Linked DNA regions of Homo sapiens: region 2 is linked to region 1. A link is an interaction called in ENCODE POLR2A ChIA-PET data of the cell type or tissue named here. Cell type or tissue: A673. All regions are shown on one strand. Each heading gives the region's core, and the rest is flanking DNA. Links, peaks and the distances in the headings are about the cores only.

Evidence for each region. ChIA-PET counts read pairs that join two places held together with the same protein. Peaks named below come from ENCODE experiments on the same cell type or tissue, not always from the same donor. Only the 100,000 strongest peaks of a DNase experiment are listed, where the experiment ranks them.
Region 2: POLR2A ChIA-PET joins it to region 1 with 5 read pairs; 11 of 35 experiments call an interaction of 5 or more read pairs at or near these places.

Annotation. Positions count from the first base shown.
Region 1 is chr14:103,415,317-103,431,752 of GRCh38, forward strand. It overlaps MARK3 (microtubule affinity regulating kinase 3), which reads left to right. Exons shown (of 18, transcript NM_001128918.3): 3 at 13,071-13,124. Among named protein-coding and RNA genes, the nearest start is that of MARK3, 38 kb to the left of the region's middle. RefSeq lists enhancers at 3,156-3,265, 3,276-3,345. In A673, for the core only: no CTCF peak of the experiment used is centred there; a DNase peak (open chromatin) is centred at 7,835; H3K27ac peaks cover 1,605 bases.
Region 2 is chr14:103,335,917-103,352,352 of GRCh38, forward strand. It overlaps EIF5 (eukaryotic translation initiation factor 5), which reads left to right. Exons shown (of 12, transcript NM_001969.5): 3 at 1-16; 4 at 120-201; 5 at 761-933; 6 at 1,200-1,311; 7 at 2,411-2,556; 8 at 2,819-2,977; 9 at 3,256-3,417; 10 at 3,723-3,887; 11 at 4,511-4,645; 12 at 5,047-9,109. The coding sequence ends at 5,136. SNORA28 (small nucleolar RNA, H/ACA box 28) reads left to right here and starts at 1,933; the gene lies at 1,933-2,058. In A673, for the core only: no CTCF peak of the experiment used is centred there; no DNase peak of the experiment used is centred there.

The sequences.
Region 1 (16,436 bases), core at 5,759-10,758:
ATGGTGTAAGTTCAGTTTAGATGAGACTTCCCACAGGATGACCATGAACCAATCAGAAATGGATATCAAAATGCTCATTTTATATATTTTTAAAATACATGTACCAGTTGTGAAATTCATCTGATTTAGCTCTTAAATGAAAATGCTACCCATTATCCATATTGTCCTGGAAGCATCTATCCCATATTTACTATGAATCTGGGGATGTTAGTTGCATCTGCTGTCTTGCTTTTGACCAACTTTTCATAGCTTATGGTTATTTTGGTGTGAAATATTGCCTGTTTTACACCACAGTTTTCTTTCAAGTTCATTATTTTCCCCCCACTAATTTTCATAGCCTCCCAGAGACCTTTCCCCTCACACGAACTACAGAACTCACTTGTTTCAGTCATTTGTACTTTATTGGAGTTATTTATTGTTTAAAAATTATTTTCCTAAAGTAATGCATGCACATAGCTTAACAAGTCAAATATACTAAAAAGTTCTAATGACAATCAGAAGTTTCTTTTCTTATCCCTCTTTTTCCTCAGCATTATTACTCAAAGGCCCCAACTTTTTTAAGCTCTTTCTTCTGTTACTCCAATAGCTTTCTCCAAATTTATCATTTTAAACATCATTGACTTCCACTTCCCACTTCCATATCTACATTTCTTTCCCTAGCTTTTCTATTGCAGTGATATATTTGGCTTATTTACTTAAATTACGACTGTGTAAGTATTGTTGAGCTTTGGCTATGATCATTTATTTTCTTATATAATTGTAAAGCTTTGTCTAAAATTAATAGTTGTTTCTTTTTCTATAAACTCTTAGGTTTTATGTGTTACTGCTAATTGGCCAAAATGTTCTAGCTTATCTTTCAAATATTTTGCAGTACTCACACATATAATATAATGTATTAGCTCAAGAGAGAATCGGTGAGTATAAATTAGAGACAGCAAGGTAGCTCTTTCTAGGCACAGATAAGTGGGATGGTAGCTACAGGGAGACATTAGGCCAAGGTATTTTTTAGAAGATGGACAAAATATCAACATATTTCTCTACTAATGGGGATAATCTCATAAAAAGGAGGAAATTGGTGCTGTCGAAGAGATTTTGGAATAGGTGAGGGGATGGTGGAGGCATTGGTCTTTGGATAACATGGACAGTTCTTCCATAGAAATAGGAGGAAAGCAAGCCAGGCGTGGTGGATCACGCCTGTAATCCCTGCACTTCGGGAGGCCGAAGCGAGTGGATCACCTGATATCAGGAGTTCGAGACCAGCCTGGCCAACATGGTGAAACCTCATCTCTACTAAAAATACAAAAAATTATCTGGGCATGGTGGCGTGCCCCTGTAATCCCAGCTACTCAGGAAGCTGAGGCAGGCGAATTGCTTGAACCCAGGAGGCAGAGGTTGTGGTGAGCCGAGATCGCACCACTGCAGTCCAGCCTGGGCAACAAGAGCAAAACTCTGTCTCAAAAAATAAAGAAAGAAAATAAAGTAAAGAAATAGGAGGAAAGCAGAGGGTGCCGGCATCAGTGCAGGTGAGGGGATCCTTATGGTAGTAGGAGCTTGTAGAAATTTTCTGAGTGCAAACTGTTTTTTCAGTAAAATGGAAAGCAAACTGATCTGCTACGATGAGGAGATGTATTAGAGATGTGAGGAGGTTAAAATAATTGCCAGATAAGCAGGAGAGTGAATGGACTAGAGAAATGTAATAGAATTGCCAGGCAGCCTTAAGGCTTCCCTGAGGTTGGTGACCAAGGATTTAAAGTGGGAAGAGTCAGCATGGCGTTGTGCTACTCTCCAGCCACATTCAGTTGCCCAGCTGCAGGCATGGCATTTGCAGAGATTGGGGTTTTGTCACATTAGTATAGTGAAAGGACAAAGGAGCATTGTTATACAACACCCCAGGAGCATTGTTATACAACAACATCACAATGAAATTAGTGATATAATTAGGAACTAAGAACTTGAGGAGGAAGACTGACCCTATGAAGGTGTGGGGTCAGTGAATTACAGATCCTGGTAAGTTCCAACAGTTATTAGAGTACTAGATTGAGTGAGCAGGAAGGTAGAAGAAGTTAGTTAAAGAATGGGAAGCTCAAACTTGGATCATGAAAGGTTTTCAGATATTGGGAATGTCAAAGACTGGAGTATAACCATGTAAGTAGCTTAAGTATGTAATATTTTTTTTCTTTCTGGAAGTTTATCCTTGGTTTTTAGAAATTAGCCATTGAGGTGCCAAGGGTTAGTCTTCATTCATTGTTCTTGGTGCTCATTGGACCCTTTTAATATAGAGGTTTTTGTCTTTCAGTTCTGGAAAATTGTCTCTTTTTTAACTTAAAAATCTTCATTCTGGAATCCTTAAGCAGAGACTGGAGTGCTTGAAAAGAGCCTCAAAATCTATCTTCTATCTCTATGTTTTTACTTTCTGGGAGATATTTTTAACTTCATCTTCCATTCTTTCTGTTAAAAATGTGTGTGTGGGCCGGGCACGGTGACTCATGCCTGTAATCTCAGCACTTGGGGAGGCTAAGGCAGAAGTGTCACTTGAGGTCAGGAGTTTGAGACCAGCCTGGTCAACATGGTGAAACCCTGCCTCTACTAAAAATCCAAAAAAATTAGCTGGGCGTGGTGGCGCGCACCTGTAATCCCAGCTACTCAGGAGGCTGAGGCAGGAAAATCTCTTGAACCCGGGAGGCAGAGGTTGCAGTGAGCCGAGATCGCGCCACTGCACTCCAGCCTGGGTGACAGAGCAAAACTCTGTCTCAAAAGAAAGAAAGCTGTGTGTGTGTCTCCTCTTCTCTCCCCAGCTCACTCTTTGATCATTTTCATCTGTTTGTTGTTACTGTCTTTACAGCATCTAGCCCTGGTATTATGAATGTTGTTTCTTCTGCTGACTCCCTGAGAATAGTAAAGGCTTTTTTTTTTTTTTTTTTTTTTTAGCTCTTTTATAAAGTAGATTTTTGTTCCCTGCATTGCTTCTCTTTTTTTCTGGGGTTCTTTCTTGTTACCGCTCTTTCATATAGAGACTTTCTCTGGATGTCTGGTAGCCTCTGGTTGTCTGTACCTAATGTGGAGCCCTAAGCATCTGATCACAAGCTGTGTTTGTATGAATAGGACATGTTTGACCACAGAGCTTTCCTATTGGGAGTTGTCTGGTGCTTTTATTGAAGACCCCAGATATTTGTGTCCTTAGATTTCTGAGAGTATCCAGTTTCTCTAGATAAGAATCTTCTCTTCTGCCTGGGAGGAACTGATGATCCCACCCCTCAGTCACTTAGTCCTCCCCCGCCTGCCTTTTCATCTGTTGCTTCACTCCTGAAACCACGTTTCTTCATCCTGGGGTGTGTGAAACTTCCTGAGACTTTGCATAAATGCTTATGTTTAGTCACGAGTTTGTTGGTGAAGACTATGTTAACAACTTTACAGAAAGTTTGGAGAATAGAGAAGAAAAACCCCACAATCCTAATATTCTGAATACCATTTTTGTTTTTGTATATTTTCCATATACATGTTTTTTCAACATATTTTTGATTATAATTTTGTATCTTGTTTTTTCCGCCCTCGGAATTTTATCCAAAGCAGTTTTCTACGTTGCCACTAATCGTCATAATTGTTCATTTCAGTGGTTGTGTACAATGCCATTGATGAGAACAGCAGTTCTCAAACGTTTCTGTCTCAGAACTCCTTTAAATTGAAAATTGAGGCTGGGCGCGGTGGCTCACGCCTGTAATCCCAGCACTTTGGGAGGCTGAGGCGGGCGGATCACGAGGTCAGGAGATCGAGACCATCCTGGCTAACATGGTGAAACCCCGTCTCTACTAAAAATACGAAAACAAAATTAGCTGGGCGTGGTGGCGGGCGCCTGTAGTCCCAGCTACCAGGAGGCTGAGGTGGGAGAATGGCGTGAACCCGGGAGGTGGAGCTTGCAGTGAGCCGAGATTGTACCACTGTACTCCAGCCTGGGTGACAGAGCGAGACCCCGTCTCATAAATAAATAAATAAATAGAAAATTGAGAACTCCCCAAAGCTTTTATTTATTAGGGTTATATGTATTGATAGCTGCTGAATTGGAAGTTATTACTTAGGAAACTTAAAATATATATTAATTCATCAAAAATAATAATCCTGTTACATGGTAATGTAAATAACATATTTTTATGAAAAACAACTATTTTCCAAAGCAAATTATTGAAAAGAGTGAATTGTTTAAATTCTTTGCAAACCCCTTTAATATCTGGCTTAATAGAAGTTAGCTGGGTTCCTGTGTCTGCTCTGCATTCACACTATTTAAGTATGTTGTTTTGGTTGAAGTGTATAAAGAAATGTAGCTACAAAAGGAAGGGAGCATATTAATACCTTTTCAGGTGATTGTGGATATTGTTCTTTGACATTATACCAAAACTCAGCAAGTGGTTTCTTGGGGGTGGGTAGACAGTGATGAATTTTTATTCAAAACAACTGTAGTGACTGACAAAAAAAGTTAAAACCCAGAATGATTTGCTTCAATTAAAAATTAATTATATCCCAAGAGCAGGGGTCTACCAGGTTGTCTGAGGGGAGGGGTGAACTGGCCCAGAAACGGAGCAGGTCAAAATTCCTCTGCTGATCAGTGGGATGGGGATTGGGATCAAGATTGCTTCTGTGAATAGCCACTGCCTGGGGAACATAGCGAGATCCTGTCTCTTAAGAAAAAGAAACAGAAACTTTTGGAAACAAGCAGACAAGGGTGAAAGAAAGCCTTGGTGTAAGATATAATTTATATATTCCATATAAGATATAGAATACATATGTTATATAACTAAAAAGCATAAAAACAGTCAGCATGCTTTTAGTACAACCTGGAGGTATGGTTAATGTGCAGGAAAAAAGCTCCATATAAGCCTAATCCCTATATATAAAAAATCACGGAATTCCACAGTTTTGAACATTTTTTTTTCTTTTTGAGACAGAGTCTTGCTCTGTCGCCCAGCCTGGAGTGCAGTGGTGCAATCTTGGCTCACTGCAGCTCTCTACCTCCTGGGCCCAAGCAGTCCTTCCACCTCAGCCTCCTGAGTAGCTGGGACCAGAGGTGTGTACTACCACATCCGGCTGATTTTTTGTATTTTCTACAGAGACAAAGCATCCCCATGTTGCTCAGGCTGGTCTCGAACTCCTGGGCTAAAGTGATCCTTCTGCCTGGGCCTCCCAAAGTGCTGGGATTAAAGGGATGAGCCACCACACCTGGCCAACACTTTTTTTGTGTGTGTGGTAAAATACATACAACATAAAAGTTATAATTTTAACCATTTTTTAAGTGTGTAGTTCAGTGACATCAACTATATGTACATTATTGGGCAACCATCACCACTATTCATTTCCAGGCAGATAGTTAATACTCATTTTTTTGTGGTTTCTATATTTGCAAATTTACCTGTTCGAAAAAATTTATTTGTAACACCCAAATCAGTACAGCGCTTTGGTAATCCTTTTCGGACATATGCAGAACGGTGAAAAAATATGCACATCCCTAGTTGAGGTTCAACAAGGGGACACTTTGCTTTCTTTTTTTCAGTCTTTGTGCCGTAAACCAGTGTCTTTTTTGTGATCTATTTAATGCCTTTTTTTTCATTTTTGTACTTTTTGTTGATGATTTTGCCATTTAAAATGGGCCCCAAGCATAGTGCTGAAGTGCTGTCTAGTCTTCCTAACGCACCCTTGAGTGAAACTTACCTAACACCTGCATTTTCTTTGTAAGGCACATCATAGCCTTGCCATGGATAAAACTCTGGACAGTTGAGTTTTTCCTTGCACTGCACATGGCTATGGTGCTTTACAAAGAAGATGCACGTGTTAGAAGTTTCACTCAAGTGTGCGTTACAGTGCTGTGGCTGTGAATTCAGTGTTAACCAATCATATATAGTAAAGAAGGTGTTCTTAAACAGACACACACATAAAACAAACTTATGTATTAATCTGCTGTTGCAAAATGTTGTGACCAGAGGCTTGCAGAAACCTAACCCCCAGAAGCAATGATTTCGTATTCACTAATTCAGTGAGCACAGTAACTGCATAGAATGAACAATGAGAATTGACTGTAGCTCCTTTTTTGAAAGAAGAGGCTTAATTATGGAGCAAGGCATCAGGAAAAATCACAGGCTTTCCTCATTTGTGTGATTTTTTTATTTTGTTCATGTCTTCAAGAGTGGAGCCCTAAGAAGAAAGCTGAGAGCTCCCAGTAAAGGGGTGACGAGTGCCTGGCTTAGCCTCATAGAGGCCAGAGGAACGTCGGTCTTTACACTGGGACATTCCACACACGCAACACAGAGTTATTTTCTATGGACAGTTGAGTTTTTCCTTTTCCAAGCATATTCTAGGGTTGTCTTTCTGTGCCCTGCTACATGTTCCACTGTACTGCTGTCAGATTTTTATCTCCCAGAAATTCTTTGAAGTCACTTGTCTTCTGGTGGCAGCCCTTCCCTTCTCTTGGCCATTCTTTGTCATTTGGTCTTTGTTCTTCAGTGGGCCTATCAGGTGGCAGGACAGAGAAATGCATGTGATCAATATGCCATCTTTAACCAATGTCCTCATTATGGTTATGAAAATAACTTTTCATGTAATTATTTTTATTCAAGTTACATATTACACACAGTTTAAAGAGTCAAGACTTGTTAAAAAAGAGTCCCCTAGACTCACTGGTTTCCTTGTCTCCCAGGATGGCCACTTTTAATCTTTTAAAGTGATTCTTTAGTCTTTTAAATGATTCTTTCATACTTTATAACATGCTTGTAGTCTTACTTGTTTTTCAGGTTTAGGCATTATCTATTGACATTTTATTTAAAGTCATCATTGACTTTAAAAACACAAAAACTCTTTACTGAAATGTAACACAGGTTGGGTGCAATGGCTCATGCCTGTGAATCCCAGCACTTTGGGAAGCCGAGGCAGGCAGATCACCTGAAGTCAGGGGTTCAAGACCAGCCTGACCAATATGGTGAAACCCTGTCTCTACTAAAAATACAAAAATTAGCTGGGCATGGTGTGTGTGCCTGTAGTCCCAGCTACTTGAGAGGCTGAGACAGGAGAATTGCTTGAACCCAGGAGGTGGAGGTTGCAGTGAGCCAAGATCGCGCGACTGCACTCCAGCCTGGGCGATAGAGCAAGACTCCATTTCAAAAACAAAACAAAAAGAAACGTAACATACATAAAAAGTGCCCAAATCATAAGTGTACAGCTTGATGAATTATCACAAAGTAAACACATTTGAATAACCATGACCCGGGCAAAAAATATACTGTGACCCACACCCTAGAAGCCTCCCTTTGGCCTCCTTCAAATCCCTTCACTACCCCACCTCCTCAAGTGAACCACTGTGCCACCTTCTAATACCATAGGTTTTGTCTGTTTGTTGTTTTAACATTGTACTAATAGAATGTTAGAGTATTTTAATAATAGTGTATTATTTTGTGTCTATTTCTTTTACTCTACTTCATGCTTGTGATATTCTTCCATGTTGAGGTTTTCATTTGTAACCAACTGTTGTAGTTGTTTGACTTGGCCTCCATTTGCTATGGATTGAATCGTATGCCTCAAAATTCATATGTGTAAGCCCTAACCCCCAGTGTGACTGTATTTGGTGATAGGGTCTTTATAGAAGGTTAAGTGAAGTCGTAGTATGAATCCTGATTGATAGGGTTAGTGTTATTACATGAAGAGACACCAGAACGCTAGCTTTTTCTACCACATGAGAACGCAGGGAGAGGGTGGCCATCTGCAAGCCAGGAAGAAGGTCCCCTCCAGAACTGTGAGAAAATAAATTACTGTTAAGTCCCCCAGTGTGTGGTATTTTGGTTATGGCAGTCCAAGATGACTAATGCATCATTCTTCAGGCCACTCTATCCCCCTAGAGGACTTGCAGTCTTTTTTTTTTTTTTGCCTCCTCTTTTACTGACTGAGAATGTTGTTAACACTTTCAGAAACAGGGTGTTAGGATCTTTTGACCGTTGGTGAACCAACAGAAAGTGGAAGATAAGGATTTTTCTCCAGTGGGTGTTTGCTGTGGATTTGTTGGGAGAAGCCCATCTCATGTATGAGCTGTCCCATCCCTATTTTGTAATATTCCACTTTGCTGCTGGCATCAGAGTGAATGTAAATGGAATTTCCCAGAAATTTCCACAGCAAGTGGCTTTCTCACTTAGTGAGCCCCCTTGGTGTTTGTTGAGTCTCCCTTTACCCAACCCCACAATCACTGGAATAAAGGGGTGGTCTTCTCTCCAGTCTACACCTTTCTGAGGCACTGCAATCGGGGATACCCCAGTTACCACCTCTTTTGGTGACCCCAAGGTTTCAGCTTTGCCTGAGCTCTCCAGGCTCCAGCTCTGGGCCAAGGTGATTTTGGTGGAGTCATCCCAGCGGGGAGCTAGGAGGAAGAGGGGATTAGGAACTCCCGCTCAGGCTTCCTTGCTGCACGTACACATGTCACATCAAATGATGGTGTTTCACTCTGGGGACATAGTTGCTTTTGATAAAATGACTTTTCTGCAGTTTGGTTAAGCTGAATGAAACATATTTGAGCTCCTATTTTTGCTTCAGAGGCTATTGAATAGCAGTACCTGAAGATGAAAGTGTATAAGAACAGAATCAGTCCGGGCGCGATGGCTCATGCCTGTAATTCCAGCACTTTGGGAGGCCGAGGCGGGTGGATCACCTGAGGTCAGGAGTTCAAGACCAGCCTGGCCAACATGGCAAAACCCTGTCTCTACTAAAAAAATACAAAAATTAGCTGGGTGTGGTGGCACGTGCCTGTAATCCCAGCTACTTGGGGGAGGCCAAGGCACGAGAATTGCTCGAACCCGGGAGGCGGAGGTTGCAGTGAGCCAAGATCACGCCACTGCACTCCAGCCTGGGTGACAGAGCGAGACCCTGTCTCAAGAGAAAAAAAAAACGCAGAATCAGAATCTTTGGAATAGTGACCGGATGCCGTGGCTCATGCCTGTAATCCTAGCACTTCGGGAGGCTGAGGTGGGCAGATCGCTTGAGCCCAGGAGTTTGAGACCAGCCTGGGTAACATAAGGAGACCTCATTTCTACAAAAAATTAGCTGGACATGGTGGCACGTGCCTATAGTTCCATCTACTCGGGAGGCTGAGGTGGGATGATCACCTGAACCTGCGGAAGTCGAGGCTGCAATGAACTGTGATCATGTCACTGCACTCCACCCTGGACAACAGAATGAGACCTCGTCTCAAAAAAAAAAAACAAAAAAAAGAATCTTTAGAATAGGAGGAGGATATTGAGCAGAACCATAAGAAACTAGTGATTAAGAGTCCAGGTGTGAAAATAGAAACCACGTCTCAGAAGCTCAGAGAGAAGAAGAACTGGAAAGGCAGCATCTTTGATGGATTTGGCCATGAAGAGGAGGAGGAATAAAGCAGAATGGAGGCCAGAAAAGAGTGTGTATGTCTAACGGTTTCATTGGAATTGGGAGATCTAGGTATACCATGTAAAATTACTTATGAAGGTAAAGTTTGAAGAAAATTCATTCGACTTTGATTTATATAATTTTTAAAACCTCATTATCTGTTAAAACACCAGAAGCCCTGTTTTTTGGTTACTGATTATGAGTGTTCAAGGCCTCAGATCAACTCAGCATTTATTTATTTATTTATTTTTATTTTTTTGAGAGGGAGTCTCGCTGTCTTGCCAGGCTGGAGTGCAGTGGCATGATCTCGGCTCACTGCAACCTCTACCTCCCAAATTCAAGCAATTCTCCTGCCTTAGCCTCCCGAGTAGCTGGGATTACAGGCCCATGCCACCATGCCCAGCTAATTTTTTGTATTTTTAGTAGAGATGGGGTTTCACCATGTTGGCCAGGATGGTCTTTGTCTCCTGACTTCATGATCTGCCTGCCTTGGCCTCCCAAAGTGCTGAGACTACAGGCGTGAGCCACCACACCTGGCCTATTTATTTATTATTTATTTATTTATTTATTTATTTATTTGATGGAGTCTCATTTTCTCGCCCAGGCTGGAGTTCAGTGGCACCATCTTGGCTCACTATAACCTCCGTTTCCAGGTTTCAAGTGGTTCTCCCGCCTCAGCCTTTCAAGTAGCTGGTGGGATTATAGGCATCCGCCACCAAGCTCAGCTAATTTTTGTATTTTTAGTAGAGACGGGGTTTCACCATGTTGGCCAGGCTGGTCTCGAACTCCTGACCTCAGGTGATCCACCCACCTCCCAAAGTGCTGGGATTACAGGCATGAGCCACCTCACCCGGACAACTCAGTATTTATTGAGTACTCCTTATGTGCCAGTTAGGGCTATAAAGATGAATAAGATGTCTTTTCCCCAGTTGAGATATGCATAAGACAGTTCGTGTTTGCCTGTTTCAGTAGTCAGTATTTTCTTTTGCTTATTCAGTTTCCACTGAAACTTATGTTTTCCAAATACAAAATTAGAATTCCAACTTTGCGTTTTTCAGGCGCACACACTCGTTTTCCCTCCACTCCTTCCCCAGTTCTGATTTGCTTCCTCCTGAAAATGGGGGTTATAGCCCATCCACTCCAGGGTCAGAATTGCTGGATACCTTGTTGCAGTGATTTTTTCTGTAGCTCCTCTGGAGGTTATAGACTCATAGGGAATAAATAATGTGGTCAGGTGGAGGCTTTAGACCAAGTTAAGCAGGGTTTTTAAAACATGGTGTTAATGTACATAATGCAGCCATTCTCAAAAGTATGACATGGGGAGACCCCTGGAGGTTTTCTGAGACCCTTTTAAGGAGTCTGCCGAGTCAAAACTATTTTTGTGATACTAGTAAAACATTTGCTTTTTTCATTCTGTCTCTCACAAGTGTAGAGTGGAATTTTCCAGAGGTTACATGATGTGTGATATCACAACAGATTGAATGTAGAAGCTTGTATGAAAATTTCATACAAATATATTATTTGTGTTATAATGTGCTTATTGTTATTTTGAAATCAATTGTTAAATACTTTTTTTTTTTTTTTTTTTTACAGTTTCTCAGTTTTTATTTGTATTTTGGTAGATATTCGTTGATACAACCCACATTTGGGGGAATGAGTAATCTTTAAAAGTGTAAAAGGGACCAAAAAGTGTGAGAATGTTTGATGTAGAGAAACTCCAAGCTCATTCCCTGGACTTTGGCTATAGATGCTTTCTTCAGGGGTGGGTCTTCTGGGCCTGTGTCCTGCAGGATGCCCAGTAGGAAGCACAGCCTCTTTGATCTTATGGGGGTGGGCTCATTTGCTGTTTTGGAGCTCAGGTGCAAAGCCGAGTTACTTGATATTCCCTGGTCATGGCAAAGCCTCTCTCCACTTTTCTTCCCTTCTATTGTCACTTCCATTCTTTTTCCATAGTCCATAGAAATCATTTTTACGTGACAGTGATGAGCTGACCAGAAGCTATAGAAGCTATAGTACTTCCTATATCCTAATGGGTTTTAAAAACACTGGCTGGGGCATACTCACCCTTTCTGAACAAAGGCTGCTAGGTGACCCTGCTGTTGCCGCTCTGTATATTCACTTGGTTAGCCCACAGATTGGTTTGGACCTAATTCCCTTTCCTTCTTTAACTGCCCAAAGGGCTTTTCTATTTAAAAAAAAAAAAAAAAAATTTTTAAAGTTTTCAGATTCAATACCCACCTATTTGTATGCTTACCCATCCCAGAGTCAGCTAAATTTAAAGTGTCAGTAAATTGTAAAGAAAAGATTTGCTACATTGCATATGTTTTTAGAAGTGCTTTCTGTGTATAATCTCTCTCTCTCTCTCTTTTTTTCTTGGTTTGGAGGAGACTTTCCCCTTGTCTATAAGTAACTTAAATATAAAATGTTATAACAATACGTTTATTAGTTTGAAGCCCCAATTTTCTTTTTTTTTTTTCTTTTAAGTGAAAACAAGTTTATAAAAGAAGTAAAGAAACAGGCCAGGCGCTGTGGCTCACACGTGTAATCCTAGCACATTGGGAGGCCGAGGCAGGTGGATCACCTGGGGTCAGGAGTTCGAGACCAGCCTGGCCAACATGGTGAAACCCCATCTCTACTAAAAATACAAAATTAGCCAGTCGTGGTGGTGCGCACCTGTAATCCCAGCTACTCCAGAGGCTGAGGGAGTAGAAACTATGAAAACTTGGGAGATGGAGGTTGCAATGAGCCGAGATCATGTCACTGCTCTCCAGCCTAGGCAACAGAGGGAGACTGTTTCAAAAAAAAAAAAAAAAGAAACAAAAGAATGGCTGCTCCATAGACAGAGCAGCAGTATCAGCTGCTTGACTGAGTCTACTTATAGTTATTTCTTGATTATATGCTAAACAAGGGGTGAATTATTCATGAGCTTTCTGGGAAAAGGGCAGAGATTTCCTGGAACTGAAGGTCCCTCCCCTTTTAGGGGACTATTTAGGGTAACTTCCCAAGGTTGCCGTGGCATTTGTAAACTGTCATGGTGGTGGTGGGAGTGTCTTTTAGCATGCTGATGCATTATAATTAGCTTATAATGAGCAGTGAGGACAACCAGAGGTCACTTTCATCGCCATCTTGGTTTTGGTGGGTTTTGGCCTGCTTCTTTACCACATCCTGTTCTATCAGCAGGGTCTTTGTGACCTGTATCTTCTGCCAAGCTCCTCCTATCTCACCCTGTGACTAAGAATGCCTGACTTCCTGGGAATGCAGCCCAGTAGGTCTCAGGCTTATTTTACCCAGCCCCTTTTCAAGATGGAGTTGCTCTGGTTCAAACACTTCTGACATATTTCCCCCCTCCCTTTTACAGGGGGACCCTTAATCCTTAAGAATTGTAGCGGGACAAAGATCATCTGTAACTTCTTCAAGCCAAATAGGGGTGATGATATTCCTGCCTATTAGGGTCTCTTGTATTTAGGGTAGGGAGAAGTTTAGTTAGAAAGCATTGTTATAGAAGCCCTTATTTTCAGTTACACAATTTTATAAAGTTACAATTGCTTATTGTAACCAGCTGAGTTTTAGGTTTTGTGGTTTGTTGCTTGCTTGCTTGCTTGCTTCTTAATGCCATATATCTTGGCATTTATCAGTCCATAATTACTAAATTCTTAAAATCCATAAATATTTATTATTCTTTCTAGGTTGCAATAAAAATAATTGACAAAACTCAGTTGAATCCAACAAGTCTACAAAAGGTAAGATTGGTTCAATGTCTAGTACTTTTTAAAAAATTATCGGTGCTAATTGCCATCTAATTTGTCCCTTAAATACCCCAACTGTTATTTTATGTTTAATGCCATAAAGCTTCCTATTCCTCAAATGAATGCAACTTAATGTAGTATTTCATGAAAAATTGTTGGGTTATCTTTGGTCGGAGATTATTTTTAAATGTTCTTAACAGCACAAACTAAAGGCTGTGCTTTTTTTTTGTACTTTTTTATTGATATAGTTGTACGAGGCTGTACTTTTTATTGAATATTCTTAATATTGACTAGAGTTTTTTTAAAAATAATACAGTACAAAAATATTTTCATGTAATTGATATTGTGCAAATTTGTACCTTATAGCTAATACTGAAAATTTTAAAGTGAACACTTTGGCTTCCTTAAACTCTTGACACACCACATCTGATTAAGGACTGATGATTAATATAAAAGGGAAATGTTAAAGTAAAACTGAAAGTGGAAAAGCATGTTCATAAAGCAGTATTGCCATTAGTATCATTTAACATAGATCAAGTCTTTGCCCTAGTGCCTTTTAGAATCACCTGGGCAGATTTTTGAAAGTCTTAACACTTACATAATAATGCCTAAGCAATTAGGTTGGGCCCAGGCATAGGTATTTCAGTGGTAGGACATCAGCAAATAATTAATGATCTTCATAATAAAATCCTTCTAGTTGTTTTTAGCTTCGCAGAGTCTTTTTACATACTTCATTTGATTTCTAGATTTGACCTGTAGTAGTTGAGGGGGGTACAGAGACCATGAAGTAGGAACAGGAAGTACTGAATTTCAGTCCTGGCTCTGCCACTTAGCCGAATATCTGACCTTGAGCAAGGCACTTAACTTTGCTGGACCTTGGGTTTCTCATCTTTAAAATGGAGATAATTTCATCTTCTTATGATGGATGTGAGTATTAATGAAATAATGCATATAAAAGGGCTTTGTAAACTGCACAGCACTGCACAGTTGTGCGATATTTTGATAAGAGCAGTGCTCTATATACATTTCTAATGTATTCCTCATGGTTATTTATATCCTGGTAATTTTGAAGCCCTGTCCCTGTTTTGTGTTTGGGAGGTGGGGAGGGAGATAGACTTTCTCTGCACTAAAAATGTTATTTCAACAAGTGGTTCTTTGTGATCTGCAACCCATAATGGGCCTTAAGGCTTCTCAAGGTGGGCATGAAACATCTAAAAATTCCAGTCCTTTGTCCTGAAGAGTAAATTTTATCTATTTCCTTAAACTTCCATATCTTCAGCTATCTAAGGATTTGGTACTAATAAATACATTAGAGTTTAATACAATGTGGTATTCAGAACTAAAATTAACATACAAGGATGTTTAATGAGGACTCTAATTGAGTATTCTATGATGTTACATACCTTCCACTATTCATGTGTACCTGGATATAATTGTAATCCTAACAGTTTTCCCGGAAAAATTTTTACCATGGTGTTGTATCAAGTTGGCTGCAGTTTTTCCTTCTTGTTTGCTTGCTTCCTTTAGTCATTTTTTATTTTATTTTATTTTTTTGGTAATGATTTTTCATTGCTGCTCTTCGTTTATTATTTGTCACATCATTATCAGTTTAGTGCATGGTAGTTTGGTTAGCCCATTAGTGTGATTATGCATATTTGCATCTGAATTAATTTTGACTTATAATAATAATTAAAACTTTAAGATTTGTTTTTGGTATTATTCAAGTATGAACCATTCACTGAAGACTTATTCTAAAGCCAGCTCTATCCCAAGTTAAATAACTTGATAAGTATAATATTTTCAGTTTATAGGCCATTGTTTAAAATTGTGTATATAACTTCATATGCTTATGAAGTAAATTAGAAGCATTTTACATACATTTGTTTCCAATTCTTTTTCACCAAGTATCTTATCCCCAGCCCCCCCATCTTCCCCCACCCCCAGCAATTTTGCAACAATGTAGAATGTACCAGGCAACTTTGTCAGCCCCCTTTGCAGTCATTCTTGCATCCTTTTTTCTTCTCAGCACCATTCATAGTTGTATCACACTTGCTTCAGGAACAGCTCTCTTAGATAGTGATTTAAAGCTGTGGAGCATGCCCTAGCAGCTAACATTCATCATAAGGAACATTCTGCCATCAGCAGTGTGCAATCTCTTTTTTACCACCACTACCGAAAAAGGTGGACTGGCTCATTCAGGCAGTATTTTAACAGTGAACACACGTGTTAAAATATCGGTTTCATGATATTCAGGCTTGCATACTGGGTCATGAACATTTACTAAATGCACATATAAGTAAACCTGAGTTGACTATGTTTGCAAATTGATATTATTTTCACAGATGAGTCTCTTCATTTTTCCTTTGTATTTTTGCAGCCATTGAATTAATAAACGTTAGATTCTGGTGAGAGATTTATTTTTCTCCATTGTTTTTTAAGAGATGGGTCTTGCTCTGTTGTCCAGGCTGGACTCGAACTCCTGGGCTTAAGCAGTCCTTCCACTTTAGCCTCCCAAGTAGCTGGGACTACAAATGCACACCACAGCATCTGGCTATATACCTTCCAATGTCTCACTAGTATATCTGGAATACTATTCTATTCTTACGCATCTTTTAGGTCAATTTTTTGTTTGTTCGTTTGTTTTTGTTTTTGTTTTTTTGAGATGGAGTCTCGCTCTGTTGCCCAGGCTGGAGTGCAGTAGTGGGATCTGAGTTCACTGCAGTCTCCCTCTGCCTCTTGGGTTCAAGCAATTCTTCTCCCTCAGCCTCCCAAGTGGCTAGGACTACAGGTGTACGCCACCACACCTGGCTAATGTTTGTATTTTTAGTACAGATGGGGGATTTGCCATGTTAGCCAGGCTGGTCTGGTCTCAAACTCCTGACCTCAGGTGATCCACCTGCCTCAGCCTCCACTTGCTGGGATTACACGTGTGAGCCACCATGCCCAGGCCAAGGTGTGTGGATCACTTGAGGTCAGGAGTTCGAGACCAGCCTGGTCAACATGGTGAAACCGCGTCTCTACTAAAAATACAAAAATTAGCTGGGCGTGGTGGCACATGCTTATAATCCCAGCTTCTCAGGAGGCTGAGGCAGGAGAATTGCTTGAACCCAGGAGGCGACAGAACAAGACTTTGTCTCAAAAAAAAACAAGAAATTTGTAACATGTAATGAAATAATTGATTTTTTGTAATGTATTTATGATAGCTGGTTAGTTAGCCAACCTTGAGCACATTCAGGGATGGAGACACACTCCTTCCCGTAGCATCTTGTTCCAGTGTTCAGTGGCTTTGCTATTAGAGCCTTTTCC
Region 2 (16,436 bases), core at 7,075-12,074, 78 kb before region 1:
CCGTCTGATTGCCAAGGTAATAAACTGCTCTTCAATTTAGTTGATAGCTCTTTTTGTAGAATTTTGAAGTTTGCATTTGTCAGGGGAAACTGCACAACTAAAATTCTTATTTCCTTTAGGTTGAGGGCAAAGGCAATGGAATCAAGACAGTTATAGTCAACATGGTTGACGTTGCAAAGGCGCTTAATCGGCCTCCAACGTGTAAGTAAAGCTTGGAAAAGTCCACAGGGCATATTATGGATAGAGTCTTCAAAGTCTTTGAGCTGCAAAACTTGTTCTAATTGTATGCTAGCTAATTACCTTACAAGTTAAGTGAGGAACCGTGGTTTATTGGTTGCCATGAGTTTACAAAACTACCAGGGGAACGCATTTAAAGAGTGGATGGCTGGGCGCGTTGGCTCACACCTGTAACCCCCAGCACTTTGGAAGGCTGAGGCAAGCGGATCGCGAGGTCAGGAGTTCTAGACCAGCCTAGCCAACATAGTGAAATCCTGAGTCTACTACTAATACAAAAATTAGCCAGGCGTGGTGGCATGCGCTTGTAGTCCCAGCTACTTGGGAGGCTGAAGGGGGAGAATCGCTTGAACCCCGGAAACGGAGGTTGCAGTGAGCTGAGACCACGCCGTTGCACTCCAGCCTGGGTGACAGAGTGAGACTCTTGTCTCAAAAAAAAAAAAAAAGTGGTGTTCGTACAAATGTGAGTGAGTAGCCAGAGATCTAGTTAACTGTAACGATCCAAACTCCTTTTTCATTCAAATAGATCCCACCAAATATTTTGGTTGTGAGCTGGGAGCACAGACCCAGTTTGATGTTAAGAATGACCGTTACATTGTCAATGGATCTCATGAGGCGAATAAGCTGCAAGACATGTTGGATGGATTCATTAAAAAATTTGTTCTCTGTCCTGAATGTGAGAATCCTGAAACAGATTTGGTAAGTGCTTTTGTGGTTGTCGAAAGAAAAAGCCATATACCTGCTTCTGTGATACCGCTAAGTCACCTTCCTGAGAAGGCAGAGCAAATGTAATTTTAAATCAAACACAAAACTCCAGTTTTCGAGATATTTCCATTCTTTTTTTTAAAGTAGGTCACTGTGTGAAAAAAGTTTTCTTTGCATGTGAAGCTGTCTGTGGTTTAGATGTCCTCTGATTAGATATTTTCATGTTATATTATGGATAACATTTGTTATTTTTTTGGCAGCATGTCAATCCAAAGAAGCAAACAATAGGTAATTCTTGTAAAGCCTGTGGCTATCGAGGCATGCTTGACACACATCATAAACTCTGCACATTCATTCTCAAAAACCCACCTGGTGAGTCTTCCATGATGAACTCCTAAGATCCTAAGATAAGTTACTAACTGTTGGGAACAAAATAGAAGGTTTTTTTGTAATAGGAATGTAAGGGAGACTGGGCACGGTGGCTCATGCTTGTATTCCCCGCATTTTGGGAGGCCAGGGCGGGCACATCACTTGAGGCCAGGAGTTCAAGACCAGCCTGGCCAACATAGTGAAACCCGTCTACTAAAAACACAAAAACTAGCTTAGCATGGTGGTGTGCTCCTGTAATCCCAGCTACTCCGGTAGCTGAGGCATGAGCGTCGCTTGAACCTTGGAGGCAGAGGTTGCACTGAGCTGAGATCGTGCCACTGCACTCCAGCTTGGGCAACAGCGACTCTGTCTCAAAAAAACAATATAAGGAACCTTTTAGTCCTTGTACTATATTTTATCAAATCTAAGACATCTTTCAAAAGTGTATTGTTAATTACCATTAAAGGTGAAAAATAGGCTGCCAATTAAACTGTGCCATATCAATTAAGACATTATCTGAGGGTAGATGAAGTAATGACTAAAATTCTGCTGGAAACCCAGCAAAGTTTCTTTTACTGGCATTGTTTGGTAAAGAGGGCCCCCTTCATTAAACTTGAATATTGCAAGCAACACTCTGTGGCAGATGATCAAAACTGTCTGACACAATTTGAGCTTGCTATAGCAAGAAAGTCTAACCTATTCCGGTGTTCTCTCTCCCATGAGACAAGCCGTTATATAGACTTAAACAGTGTTCCACCTGTTGGCTAAAGCTGGGTTGAGTTAATGACTTTGTTCATGAGGGATGACAGGGATCCTTAGGGCCACCTCTCCCTAGTGGAGGCATCATCACTTCATCTTACTCTTTCTTAGCAGTTACAATACCCCTAATATTTTGTGTCACTCCATTCTTAGACTAACATTCTTACGTATGAAATACATGATGAATTTGATCTGTGAAGCCTCTTAGGTAGCATTGTGTGTGCTGTGTGGTTTTTCTGAGGGGATCCATAGGAAAATAAGGGCAGGGTTTTAAACGTTAATGATGGGCAATGAGGTAATGTAAGTTATGGGGTTAAATTTTTATTTCCCTTTTTTTCTGTAGAGAATAGTGACAGTGGTACAGGAAAGAAAGAAAAAGAAAAGAAAAACAGAAAGGGCAAAGACAAGGAAAATGGCTCCGTATCCAGCAGTGAGACACCACCACCACCACCACCACCAAATGAAATTAATCCTCCTCCACATACAATGGTGAGTGCAGGGTTGATGGCCTAGTGGGCACTAAAGTTGTGTAAAGTATATGGCATTTGGTTGAGGTGGGTGGAAATGTTGAAACTAGCCTTCAGTGTGTAATACACTAATATTGTGGATTCCAAGTACTGTTTGTTGTTTGAATTAAGGTGAACCCAATTTTGGATGGAGATGGACTTGATGCCATTAACTTGGCAAAATCTGAACCTTTTTGTTGTTGTTTTTAAGGCCTTTGATCAAGTAGCTCTGTTTTCATAAACAGGAAGAAGAGGAGGATGATGACTGGGGAGAAGATACAACTGAGGAAGCTCAAAGGCGTCGAATGGATGAAATCAGTGACCATGCAAAAGTTCTGACACTCAGTGATGATTTGGAAAGAACAATTGAGGAGAGGGTCAATATCCTCTTTGATTTTGTTAAGGTAAAACATTTGCTTGGTCTGTAAATCAGCTTCAACCCAGCCTTGTTTGTGCCTTTAGATATATGATACTTTAGCAGTGTAATTAGGATTACTCTAATGCACGACTTTTTAGAACTCTTGTTCATTTAAATATTTTTTGCGCGTGATTCCAGGCACTATGTGTCACAACTGCCAAATTAGGCAGGAAAAATATGTTCATCAGAGCAGGGACTGGCTGGTGTCTTGAGCCTGGCAAAGTGTGCCTCCATTGCACTGAATTGTTTTCCTTTTCTTTGCAGAAAAAGAAAGAAGAGGGTGTTATTGATTCATCTGACAAAGAAATCGTTGCTGAAGCAGAAAGACTGGATGTAAAAGCCATGGGCCCTCTTGTTCTAACTGAAGTTCTTTTTAATGAGAAGATTAGAGAACAGATTAAGAAATACAGGCGCCATTTCCTACGAGTAAGCAAAGTGCTCTGGATTCATAAATGAGATTACAGTTGTGTGGCTTTCGAGATGGTCATATTAACCACTTTTGCTTGTCCTGTCATGCTTGAAAGTGGGGAAATTGACCCACCTTACAAGCCTCTGAGTATCTGAAAGTGCCATACCTAGGCCCTTACAAAGTAACAGGGATGTTTATGCATTGACCTTTTTGAACAACTATGGTATGGGCCATGCACTTGCAGACACTCTTATTTGGGTAATAGAGTTGTCAACTTAGAACACATAAAAAAGATTGTTAACACCAAGGTGTCTATTTGCAGTTTTGTCACAACAACAAAAAAGCCCAACGGTACCTTCTTCATGGTTTGGAGTGTGTGGTAGCAATGCATCAAGCTCAGCTTATCTCCAAGATTCCACATATCTTGAAGGAGATGTACGATGCAGACCTTTTAGAAGAAGAGGTCATCATCAGCTGGTCGGAAAAGGTGGGGAATACATAGGTGGGCTCTTAAAGTTCACAGGTTTTGGGGGGTTTTTTTGTTTGGTTGATTGTTTTTGGAGACGGAGTCTCATTCTGTTGTCCAGGCAGGAGTACAGTGGTATGATCTCAGCTCCCTGAAACCTCCACGTCCCGGCTTCAAGTGATTCTCCTGCCTCAGCCTCCCAAGTAGCTGGGATTACAGGCACCTGCGATCATGCCCAGCTAATTTTTGTATTTTTAGTAGATGGGGTTTTACCATGTTGGCCAGGTTGGTCTCGAACACCTGACCTCAGGTGATCCACTGGCCTCCCAAAGTGCTGAGGTTACAGGTGTGAGCTCCTGCGCCCAGCCGTTCACAAGTATTGAGACGGCTTTGAGATGAAGAAAAAATGTCTTAATATCTATAGCTAAAGTTCAGTGCCTGTGCTGTAGATTGTGATTCGCATCATGTCAGATTTGTAGTCATAACAGACTGCTGAGACTAACGTGTTCACTGAGTACATTGATTCTGTTTGAGGATTCAGACTTGTTAGGACCCAGTCCCCTCAGCTCAGTAAGGGGGATTGTATAAATAATCAAAAGTTGTTAAAATTCCTCAACTAAGAGACTTGTACTCACATTTTTTAGGCCTCTAAGAAATATGTCTCCAAAGAACTTGCCAAAGAGATTCGTGTCAAAGCAGAACCATTTATAAAATGGTTGAAGGAGGCAGAGGAAGAATCTTCTGGTGGCGAAGAAGAAGATGAAGATGAGAACATTGAGGTAAACATTGGGGGAGGAGGGTATTGGATACAGTGCTGGCATGGGTGTTTGAGATTTAAAAAGGTTTGTGAGGAGTGATATAATGGCAGTTTGGGGTAATTTCAGGTTTAGAATTTAAGATGCAGTAAAATACAGCCTCTCAATAATTTGGAAAATAATAGAAAGGGTGATGGAAACTGTGTTCCTACTCCTACACATTATAGTCTATAAAAAAACTTTAAAAATGCTCTTAGACTGGAGCCTGTGTAAGAGAACTTGCAGTGTTTGCATAACAGAGCTGTTCCGTGAAGAAGAAATAGCTGCATCTAGGCAGTTTCCTCCTCTGTGACCACAATTTACATTGATTTGTTTTATAAACAGATTTATCAGCTTATGTTGAATAAAATCATTCCTCTTAACAGGTGGTGTATTCGAAGGCTGCCAGTGTACCGAAAGTTGAGACTGTAAAGTCAGACAACAAGGATGACGACATCGATATTGATGCCATTTAAAGGGATGGATGCAACCTAGCTTAACAGTATAATGCTGCAAATTTTCCTCCATTATCAGCCAGAAGTGCAACATGTATGTGCAAAAGCTAAAATGGCTTAACATCATGCTACACTTTACACTAAAAATCTATTACTGTGAGTGGTCTGTTATTAAGCCCAATGAGACATCTAGGGAGTCCATACACATCAGTGAGCAGATGTAGTTTGCTTATTTATAGCATGTTTCTTTTTGAAAAACTAGTGGTGGACACATTTGGATCACATTTATACAGTTATAAAAATAAAGGTTTGATTTTGGTCGTTCTTCAGATGTTTGGCTCTGAATGACTTAAGCTGAAGTAACTGGCTCCTTACTTTAAATGTTCTGCCATCATTTCACCTGATGAGCATTCTTGGAGCCTGCCAGATATTGTTAGGTCCTGGGGCTGCAAAGAGGTCCTCAACAGGATGTAAAGCAAACTTAATTGTAATTAATTTATTCAGCCCATTAAGAAAGTACTAAAGTTTTATCTCTGTAGTTCCTCAAATTGGCATCTGGTAATGTACATTGTGAGGTAGACTGATAATGAAATGACAGTGTAACATCTTAACCAAGAAGTAAATATGACCTCAGTGTCCTATAAATAATGTAAGAGCAGGATTTGAAACTTGGAGAGCTGTTTTCTCATTTCATGTACACTTGCCCCAAATTGTCTTTGAAGTCGTGTGCATTGCACGTTGGATGAGCCAGGGAAATTATTACATTAACAAGCATTTTGTGTGTACGTAGTAGTTACTTTGTACTGAGAGAACTTGCTTTGGGGTGCAATTAATAAACTGATTTTATTTGGGAGAAACAAGGAAGGGTGCACTTAACTAGCAACCTAAGCATGATTTTTCAGCTTTTGCCCTTAGGGTTTAAATTACAATTCCAAAATGTTAGACATACTGTATTTTTTCGTTCAGTGTGGCTTTAATTTTCCCCTCTTGCAGTTTGTTCTGTAATGCCTTTTACATTTGGACACATAGTTTATGCTTTTTAGATTTTGGTTGCTTTCTTGCCAAAATAAGTGTTAACTGTGTTTCAAACTTGATTTTCTTTCCTTTTTCTTTTTTTTTTCTTCCAGAATGTCTTATTTAAAAAGAAAGCTAAAAGCATACTTCTAAGTCAGAGCCTCTATTTTGGTGTAAGACTTGGGATATTTTTTACTTCACATTGAATATAGCCAGGCACCCAAGAAGTCTGATGGCCACCTGAGTGCAGGTGACAAGGACCTGACAGAGCCCATGCAGGGCTTTAGATTTGGACACACAAGAGTTGATAACTTCCTCATGAACTCCTTGCCTGATCTAAACTCATATTATGGGTTCTGACTGTTTGAGTAATCATCTTCAAGGTTAAACCTCTTGGCAGTTACCCTTTTCACAAAGTGCACAGTGGGAATCGAGAATCGATAGGGTTAATTTTGGAGCAGTGGCTTATACCATTCACCTCTGTTTTTTTGTGATTATTTCACAGATAATGAGACCTTAATAACAAATAGGCGTAAAAAAATTTTCACATTGAAATGATAGAAACATTTGATGTAATAAAACTTGGTTGGCTTGATATTTTAAGGAATTGAAACCTAGCAATCTTATTGGAGAGACAAGAATTGGTCTCCAGCTGCCTTTGATCAAGATTCGGGTGCAAGTGGAGCAGGAGCCATATACCTGGAGGGAATGTGCTTTGTCACACCAAAGAGGATTTTTTTTTCTTCAAACTTGTATGTTGCCTAGGTTTCAAATTCTTTGCCGCAAGGCTGATCTGCTTTCATTAACTGGAATTCTGTAGGAGATACTGGTGACCTAAGCTAAGTTGCACTCAGCATACTCAGTGTCAAGCTAATGAGGTTCTATTATAAAGGTTCTACTTTTAATCTGAGGGAAAACATGTTCAGGGCTTCTAGAACACTAAAAAATTTGGCTTAAACCAGTGTTCAGTCTGGTGCCAAACTTCGAATGGAATACAAATTCACATAATCTGAACTTTGTTCACAGGTTATCCTAATAGAGTAATTCTTCACTTTGCTCTATTGAACTGTCTTAAGGATTTGTTTAAACAGCTAAGTTACTTGATTAAAATAATGATAAAATTGTATTTTGTCTTTGCTTTAATATTAAAGTTAACAAGTTTTCATTTTATAATGAGATCAAAGCATTGGAATCTGCCCTGTTTTGTAGCCGTTGCTTTGGATTTGTGTTGGATGTATCCTGCAGTTACACTTGCCAGCCCCACTCACAAAAGTTGTTCATTTCATTGGGTCACTGGCTTTATTTGCTAGTCTTGTCTGTGAACTGAGCATCTGCCTCAGTTTTATTACTTGAAATCTTGGCAGGTGCTTAATAGGGAACATACATACAGCTATGTAACTGTGAATAATTGTATATATCTCTAGTTAAGAATGAGGGAATGGGGAGGTTTGCTTTCTAAACAAGTGCATTCTGAAATTGACTTAAAAATTTTTAGTGTGGGTCCTAAAGTTTAGAGATGGGCAAGGAGGTCTCTAATCCACCGCTTCCCGCTTGAGAAGGGAGGGGTATCAAAATTGAGCCCCAAGCTGTTTGTTCCAGTGTACCAAGCACTGACTTTATGCCTTTGGCCTGGAGATGGCAGAAGTGAAAGCTGGCCATCTGCAAAAAGCAGATAAGTGAGTTTGAACCTTTTGCATTTTGTTAGCTCAGTCAGTCCTCATCGTGGTCCTGAGGCATAGGTACTGTTGTACCAAGGTCACTTATCTAACAAAATAACCCTTCATGTATTTTAAATTTATTTGACAAGTCTGCAGACAATCCTTATCTAACCAGCTATTTTCTTAATTGCTACAGCTTGACCTACCAGTATTCCGGAGTAACCAGCAAATGCAAAGTTGACCTTGTTCCTGCATCATCTTTTTGATGGTTCAAATTTCAGCCTCCCTGACTACTACAAAGCCAGAGCAGTCTTAGTACCAGAAACAGTGTTGCACTTTCGTTGCATGTGCTGTGTGACCCCAAGGGGACAGGGAGTCACTTTGGTCATCTCTGTCCCCAGTACAGATCTTGATTCATAGTGACATTCCATAAGTGGGGTGACAGCAAATGACTTGCAGGTAGTCTCATTGTAGGTTTGTGCACCAGAGTGACCCTGTGAGCCTTTGTTAATAGGTTGGGAGCTCAGGGTGTTTATGTCCACCTGTCTGGTCTAGCCAAACAGTTTTTTTCTGGGAATCAAATTTCTGTGGTTTTTATGGCCAGAAATTTTAAGGACTTGTGTGTGCTGGGATATGAGAATAGAAGCTACAGAGTTCTTTTCTTGGGACCTAGACTGGGAGGTGCAATGTCAGGACCTCCAGGTGAATGGTAGGATCTGAGTTGACCCTGCAGTTCGGTTATGCAGTCAATTATTTCTTTTTAAGAGGAGGAGGATTCACTTGGGTGTTGGGATCAAATTTGGATTCTGTCCCAGGCCTTACTGTAAAACTAGGGGATTGCCTTTCCATATCTGCTGGGGGTGGAGACCCTTATGTGCAGCACTCAATCCCACTGGAAGCCTAATGCTGCAGTCAGAAGCAATGCCTGGCTGGGGCAGTAGGGGAAATTCCACCCAATTTTGCTATGAGCCTAAAACCTCTTTAAAAACGGTCAGTTAACTAAAAAATAAAAATCAAGTCTTTAGGAGAGTAGAAAACACAATTAACTAAAAAGCAGGGACATCTGAAAGAGACGTATTAAGTTAACATTTTTAAAAATCCAAATGAAAGTAAATGGAATAAATGTATCAGGTAAAGGACAAGTTGTAAGCTTGGATTTTTAGGTCTAGCAATACACTGTTTACAAGAGCATCACCTAAAATGTGACAAAAGATGTTGAAAGGATGAAAAAAGGTATAGTAGACATACACTAACCAAAAATGTAGCTCTTTGAATCTCAGAAAAAAGTAGATTTTAATAAAGTGTGAAAGTTGTCAATCAAAGCGGAGTCACTTGTGTTCAAGAAACAAAAAAACAACCCGAACAAATAGAGTAGGGTTTGCAGTCTTGCGATGGTGAAGGGTCTCATGCTGGTATGCCCAATAACGAAATTATCACAAAAGATTGCAAAAACCACAGCCTTGCACAAAAAGCATCACAGCCTTATGCAAAAAATACTTCAAGGACATCTACCCAGCAACAGCCTGTCCAGCTGTGGACTTGCATCGCCCTTGTTATGGATCTTTGTAGCCACAGGTGGTAATCTCAAAACAGTTATGTAATCTTCATTTATCCTTTAAAAACCATTCTCGGCCACGCGTGGTGGCTCACGCCTGTAATAACAGCACTTTGGGAGGCCGAGGAGGGTGGATCACCTGAGGTTGGGAGTTTGAGACCAGCCTGACCAATGTGGCGAAACCTCATCTCTACTAAAAATACAAAAACTTAGCCAGGTGGGGTGGTGCATGCCTGTAATCCCAGCTACTCGGCTGAGGCAGGAGAATCGCTTGAACCTGGGAGGTGGATGTTGCAGTGAGCCGAGATCGTGCTACTGTGCTCCAGCCTGGGCGACAGAGTGAGACTCCATCTCAAAAAAAAAAAAAAAATTCTCTCCCTTTACCTCCCTAAAGTACACACACAGCTCACAATGACGTGTATTCCCATTGCAATGCCCTATTCCTGAATACATATCTTTCTTTTAGAGAGCTCGTCTCTCTCATTTAATTGACATAAATGGGGTCAGAAATGGGACCTAAAGAAAGATGACTATCAGAAAAAAATACTCTTTTTTGGCCAGTATGCATGAGCCCTTTGCGCTGTAGGCTTCCATGGCTCAAATTTTTGTCCCTGGTGAGTCTTCTCTCAGGCCAGCCCTCCCTGTTTTTGGTGGAGGCTTTGTTTTTCTTTTCTTTTTTCTTTTTTTCCTTTTTTTTTTTTTTGAGACGGAGTCTTGCTCTGTAGCCCAGGCTGGAGTGCAGTGGCGCAATCCCGGCTCACTGCAAGCTCCGTCTCCTGGATTCACCCCGTTCTCCTGCCTCAGCCTCCAGAGTAGCTGGGACGACAGGCGCACGCTGCCACATCCGGCTAATTTTTTGTATTTTTAGTAGACACGGGGTTTCACCATGTTAGCCAGGATGGTCTCGATCTCCTGACCTCGTGATCTGCCCGCCTTGGCCTCCCAAAGTGGTGGGATTACAGGCGTGAGCCACTGTGCCTGGCCTATTTTTTTTTCTTTTCTTTTTTTTTTTTTTTTGGTAGAGGCTTTTTGATATTCAAGATCAGGTTTGGTTATAAGGCCACCTTAATAAAGAACCTTACATCCCTCCTGAGATGATAAAAGACTGACTTTTCTGGTAAGTCCTTTCTGGTATAAAGACAGAGGTCTCTAGCTTGAGTATTCTGGTTTCTATTGAATTCACATTCTATCTGTGAGGCATGTCATTTCTGGTGAATTCACTTTTGGTCTGAGCGTGTAATTTGATCTGCATGCCTGGGTTAAAATTTTGTGAACACTCATCTCTTGGTGTCCTGTGATTTGGTTTCACTCGTTTCCCTGGGTTTTTTTCTAAACACCTTCCACGTTTTAAATAGTGGGCTCAGGATGTCTAATTAAAAGCCACTAGGGCAGTTGCCACCATCTAAAACACCAATCCAAACTCCTGACATTCTCTCACAGGATAAAAAAGATATTCTGGTCGGGCACAGTGGCTCACGCCTGTAATCCCAACACTTTGGGAGGCTGAGGTAGGAGGATCACTTGAGACCAGGAGTTTGAGACCAGCCTGGGCAACAAAGTGATACCCTGTCTCTACAAAAAAAACTGAAAAATTTAGCCAGGCACAGTGGCCTGCACCTGTAGTCCCAGCTACTCAAGAGGCTAAGGTAGGAGGATCCCTTGAGCCCAAGAGTTCAAGGTTGCAGAGAGCTATGATCGTACCACCGCAGTCCAGCCTGGGTGTCAGAGCAAGACCCTGTCTCAAAAAAAGAAATTTTACAGAAGTACAACTCCTAACAGAATAATGCTGGCCTGGCGCTTTGAAATGATTGCAAAAAAACTATGGAACAGACAAAATTGAACTCAATAATGGACTCTAAGTAGACTTAGCTGACAGCCACTCCCTTCGAACCTCCCTCGTTGTTCACAGGTGGCTAGAAGGTTTTGACACTGGCTCCTAGTCCCCAATCACTCCCTGCAGTGTGGGACAAGACTGGCAGCCAGGACAGATCCACCCTGGTATCAAGGGACAATCAAGACCCAGCCACAGGATGACTGACCAGCGATGCTTTCAGAGAGAGATGCTGACCAGAGGCGGAAACGTGAAGGCTGTCAGAATGAGAATGGAGTCATTTGTATTTTAAAAGGCAAACACCAAACAAAAAAAAACCCTGAGAAATAGAGCCAGGTGAGGCTGTGAAGAGAGCATTCTCATGCTTGTTTGTCCTATCACGACTGTCAACGATCACAAAAGACTGCAAAAACCACAACCTGCACAAAGGCCGTCACAACCTTCCACAAATAATACTTCTACAAGGACATCTACCCAGCAACTGCCTGTCCAACCTTGGACCGGCGTCGGCCTTGTTATTGACCTTCATGGCCAAGGCTGATTATCTCAAAACAATTATGTAATCCTCCTCACTTTTCCTTTAAAAGCTATTCTCTCCCTTTACCTTCCTAAAGTACACACATAGCTCACTATGACATGCATATTCCCATTGCAATGCCCTGTTCGCAGATACCTTTTTCTTTGAGAGAGCCTCTCTCTGTTTATTTTGTTGACAAACCAAGAAAAGTCATTAGGAATAAAGAGGATCAGCACAATGTGATGAACAATTCAACACATCAGAAATAAAAGTTCTGACTGGGCACGGTGGCTCACGCCTGTAATCTAAGCACTTTGGGAGGCCAAGGCGGGTGGGTCACCTGAGGTCAGGAGTTCGAGACCAGCCTGGCCACTACTAAAAAATACAAAAATTAGCCAGGCGTGGAGGTGAGTGCCTGTAATCCCAGCTACTCAGTAGGCTGAGGCAGGAGAATTGCTTGAACCCCAGGAAGCAGAGGTTGCAGTAAGCTGAGATCGCACCACTGCACTCCGGCCAGGGCGACAGAGCAAGACTCTGTCTCAAAAAAAAAAAAAAAGAAATAACAGTTCTATCACTGAATGCACCGATGAAATACTCTCAAAATATATAAAGCAAAAGTTTACAAAAGAGCCGTAGTGAAATACCACTACACACCCACCAGAACAGCTGAAATTTGAAACTTGACAACACCAAATAGATGGTGAGGAAGTGGGGCCACTGGAACTCTTACATACTGTGGGTTGGTATGTAATATGATACCAACACTTTAGGAAAAGTTCTAACAATTTCTTACAAAAACTGAACATACACCTGCCTTCTAAACCCACAATTCCACTCCTAGAGAACTCCACACTTAATAGAAATGAGGCCAGGCGCTGTGGCTCACGCCTCTAATCTCAGCACTTTGGGAGGCTGAGGGAGGTGGATCACGAGGTCAATAGATCCAGACCATCCTGGCCAACATGGTGAAACCCTGTCGCTACTAAAAATACAAAAATTAGCTGGGCATGTGGCACACGCCTGTAGTCCCAGCTACTCGAGAGGCTGCGGCAGGTGAATCACTTGAACCCAGGAGGCGGAGCTTGCAGTGAGCTGAGGTCGTGCCACTGCACTCCAGCCTGGTGAAAGATCGAGACTTTGATGCAAGAAATACATAAATAAATAAATATGAAAGCAAGCGTTCCTGAAAACACTTATGAGAATGGCTATTGCAGCTTTTTTTCATAATAATCCCAAACTGTAAACATCACAAGGACCTATTAACAGGAGAATGGATAAACAAACTGTACCATATGCTCAAAATTGGATATTAACAATAAAAAGGAATGAATTACTAATGTGCACAACAAAAGTTATGAATCTCAAAAATGTACTAAATGAAAGAAGCCTTAACAAAGAAGAATACGTATGTACAGTTCCATTTATATGAAGTTCTAAAACAGGCTACACTGATCTGTGGTGAAGAAATCAAGACAGTGATTGCTTCTGTGGATGGTGTGGGGTGGGGATTGATGGGAAAGGGCACAGGGGAACCTTCCACGGTGACAGCAATGTTTTATATCTTGATAGAAGTTTGGGTTACATAGGTGTATGGGTATATGCATTTGTCCCAAATTTGTTCATTTCATTGCATGTAAATTTTACCTTAGGCCGGGCACGGTGGCTTATGTCTGTAATCCCGCACTTTGGGAGGCCCAGGTGGCTGGATCACCTGAGGTCAGGAGTTCGAGACCAGCCTGGCCAACATGGTGAAATCCTGTCTGTACTAAAAATACAAACATTAGCTAGGTGTGGTGGCAGGCATCTGTAATCCCAGCTACTCGGGAGGCTGAGGCAGGAGAATCGCTTGAACCCAGGAGACAGAGGTTACAGTGAGCCGAGATCGGCCATTGCACTCCAGTCTGGGCGACAAGAGCAAAACTCTGTCTCAAAAAATAAAACAAAGTACAAAAAACTAGCAGTATGTGGTGGCACATGTCTGTAGTCATAGCTACTCAGGAGGCTGAGATGGGGAACTCGCTTAAGCCTGGGAAGTTGAGGCTACAGTGAACCATGATCATGCCACTGCACTTGAGCCTGGGGGACAGAGTAAGACCCTGTCTCAAAAAAAAAATAGATAAAATAGATATACAAGATATATATTGTATATACAGATATTTCAATTAAAATATATAAAATATGAAATTATGTATTTCATTACATGTCTAAGATTCTCAGAGTGGCCATGGCAACCAGTGTCTCTCAAGATGGCAGCTGTGGTGTCAGCATGGGTCCCAGAATGGGTGGAGCAGAGCGCCCAGTGGACCCTCAAGGGAGCTGGAACATCAGTGAGAAATCACCTTTGTTGTAGGAAGTCACTGAGACAGGGACAGTGTGGTCAGCAGAGCCTCCTTGACTGAGGTGTGCCCGACGCTGAGCGTGTCCTTTTCTAAGTTCTCCTTTCAGTCTACGTCAGTCTGCATCAGTCTATGTCAGTCCATGTCAGTCTATGTCAGTCTACGTCAGTCCACGTCAGTCTATGTCAGTCCACGTCAATCTACATCAGTCTATGTCAGTCTATGTCAGTGCATTTCAGTCTACATCAGTCCATGTCAGTCTACAACAGTCTACGTCAGTCCACGTCAGTCTACGTCAGTCTACATCAGTCCATGTCAGTCTACGTCAGTCCATGTCAGTCTACGTCAGTCTACGCCAGTCTGTCAGTCTATGTCAGTCTATGTTAGTCTATGTCAGTCCATGTCAGTCTATGCCAGTCTATGTTAGTCTATGTCAGTCTATGTCAGTAAGTAAAAGGGATTTTTGCTGAAACATTTCTTTGTCATGCCTGTGGCTAGCCGCCCAGATACCCTCTACAGAAAAGAGTCAATGTTATCAGAAATAGTTTATGCATATTCAAGCAAAATCATACTTTTTCTCCTTTTTTATAACACAAACGATTGCATGTTTTACATCCTGTTCTGAACCCTGTTTCTTTCGCTTTATATTTTGGAAATTATTCCATAGTAGTACATGTATATTTTCCTAATCAGTTTTTATAGCAAAATAATATTCCATTGCTAGAAGGTAGCAATATTTATTTATTTAACCAGTGCCCTATTGATGGACCTTTGAGAAGTTTCCAGTCTTTTGCTATTACAAACAATACTGGGTTAACCTTTAGTATACTGGAAAAAAGAATTATATAATAATTTACCTCGGGTCCAAAGGACCCTTTTAATTTTATTTATATTTTAAGTAGCCTCATAATAATTTACAGAAGAATAAAGGGATCATAACAAACAACCTTATTAGAAATTATAATAAGAATGTAAGTGTAGGAAACCCAAATTTCAATCCCAAATTTTCCTGTTTTGAAAGTATATATACCAAGAAAGGGCTGGGCACGGTGGCTCACACCTGTATCCCAGCACTTTGGAGGCCGAGGTGGGTGGATCCCTTGAGGTCAGGAGTTCGAGGCCAGCCTGGGCAACATGGCAAAACCCCATCTCTACAAATAAAACAAAACAAAACAAAACAAAAAAAATAGCTGGGCATGATGGTGCATTCCTGTAGTCCCAGATACTTGGGGGGCTGAGATGAGAGGATCACTTGAGCTGAAGAGGCACAGGTTCTCAGCTGAGATCGAGCCACTGCACTCCAGCCTGGGTGACAGAATGAAACGCTGTCTTAAAAAAAAGAAAGAGGTGGCTGGGTGCAGTGGCTCACGCCTGTAATCCCAGGACTTTGGGAGGCTGAGGCGGGCGGATCATCTGAGGTCAGGAGTTAGAGACCAGCCTGGCCAACGTGGTGAAACCCTGCCTCTACTAAAAATACAAAAATTAGCCGGGTGTGGTGGCGGGCGCCTATAATCCCAGCTACTTGGGAGGCTGAGGCAGGAGAATCGCTTGAACCCGGGAGGCAGTTTGTGGTGAGCCGAGATTGTGCCATTGCATTCCACCCTGGGTGACAAGAGTGAAATTCTGTCAAAAAGAAAGAAAGGAAAGAAAGAAGGAAAGAAGGAAGGAAGGAGGGAAGGAAGTAAGGAAGGAAGGGAGGGAGGGAGGGAAGAAAAGAGAAGAGGAAAGAAAAAAAAGAAAAGAGAAAAGAAAGAGAAAGAAAAAGAAAGAAAAAAAGAAAGAAAGAAAAAGAAAAAAAAGAAAGAGGCCAGGAGTGGTGGCTCACACCTATAATCCCAGCACTTTGGGAGGCCAAGGCAGGTGGATCATCTGAGGTCAGGAGTTTGAGACCAGCCTGGCCAACACAGTGAAACCCCATCTCTACTAAAAATAAAAATTAGCCGGGTGTGGTGGTGGGCACCTGTAATCCCAGCTACTTGGGAGGCTGAGGCAGGAGAATTGCTTGAACCCGGGAGGCGGAGGTTGCAGTGAGTCAAGATCGCGCCACTGCACTGTAGCCTAGGCAACAAGAGCAAAACTCTGTCTCAAAAAAGAAAGTATATATACCAAGAATGGACTGAATACAATGACTCACATCTGTAATCCCAGCACTTTGGGAGGACAAGGTGGAAGGATTGCTTGATCCCAGGAGTTCAAGACCAGCCCAGGCAACATAGCAAGACCCTGTCTCTGTTAAAAAAAAAAAAAAAAAAAAAAAAGACTAGGCAATGTCCTTTGCTTTCCACTTACTGCTCATGCCCTGTCTTGTATGTTGAATCTAGAACATATCCATCTTGTAAAAACTGCTTCCAGATTTCAACTACATCTTTAGTAGGTTTTAGCTTATCATGACTTCTCACTCTTCTCTTTG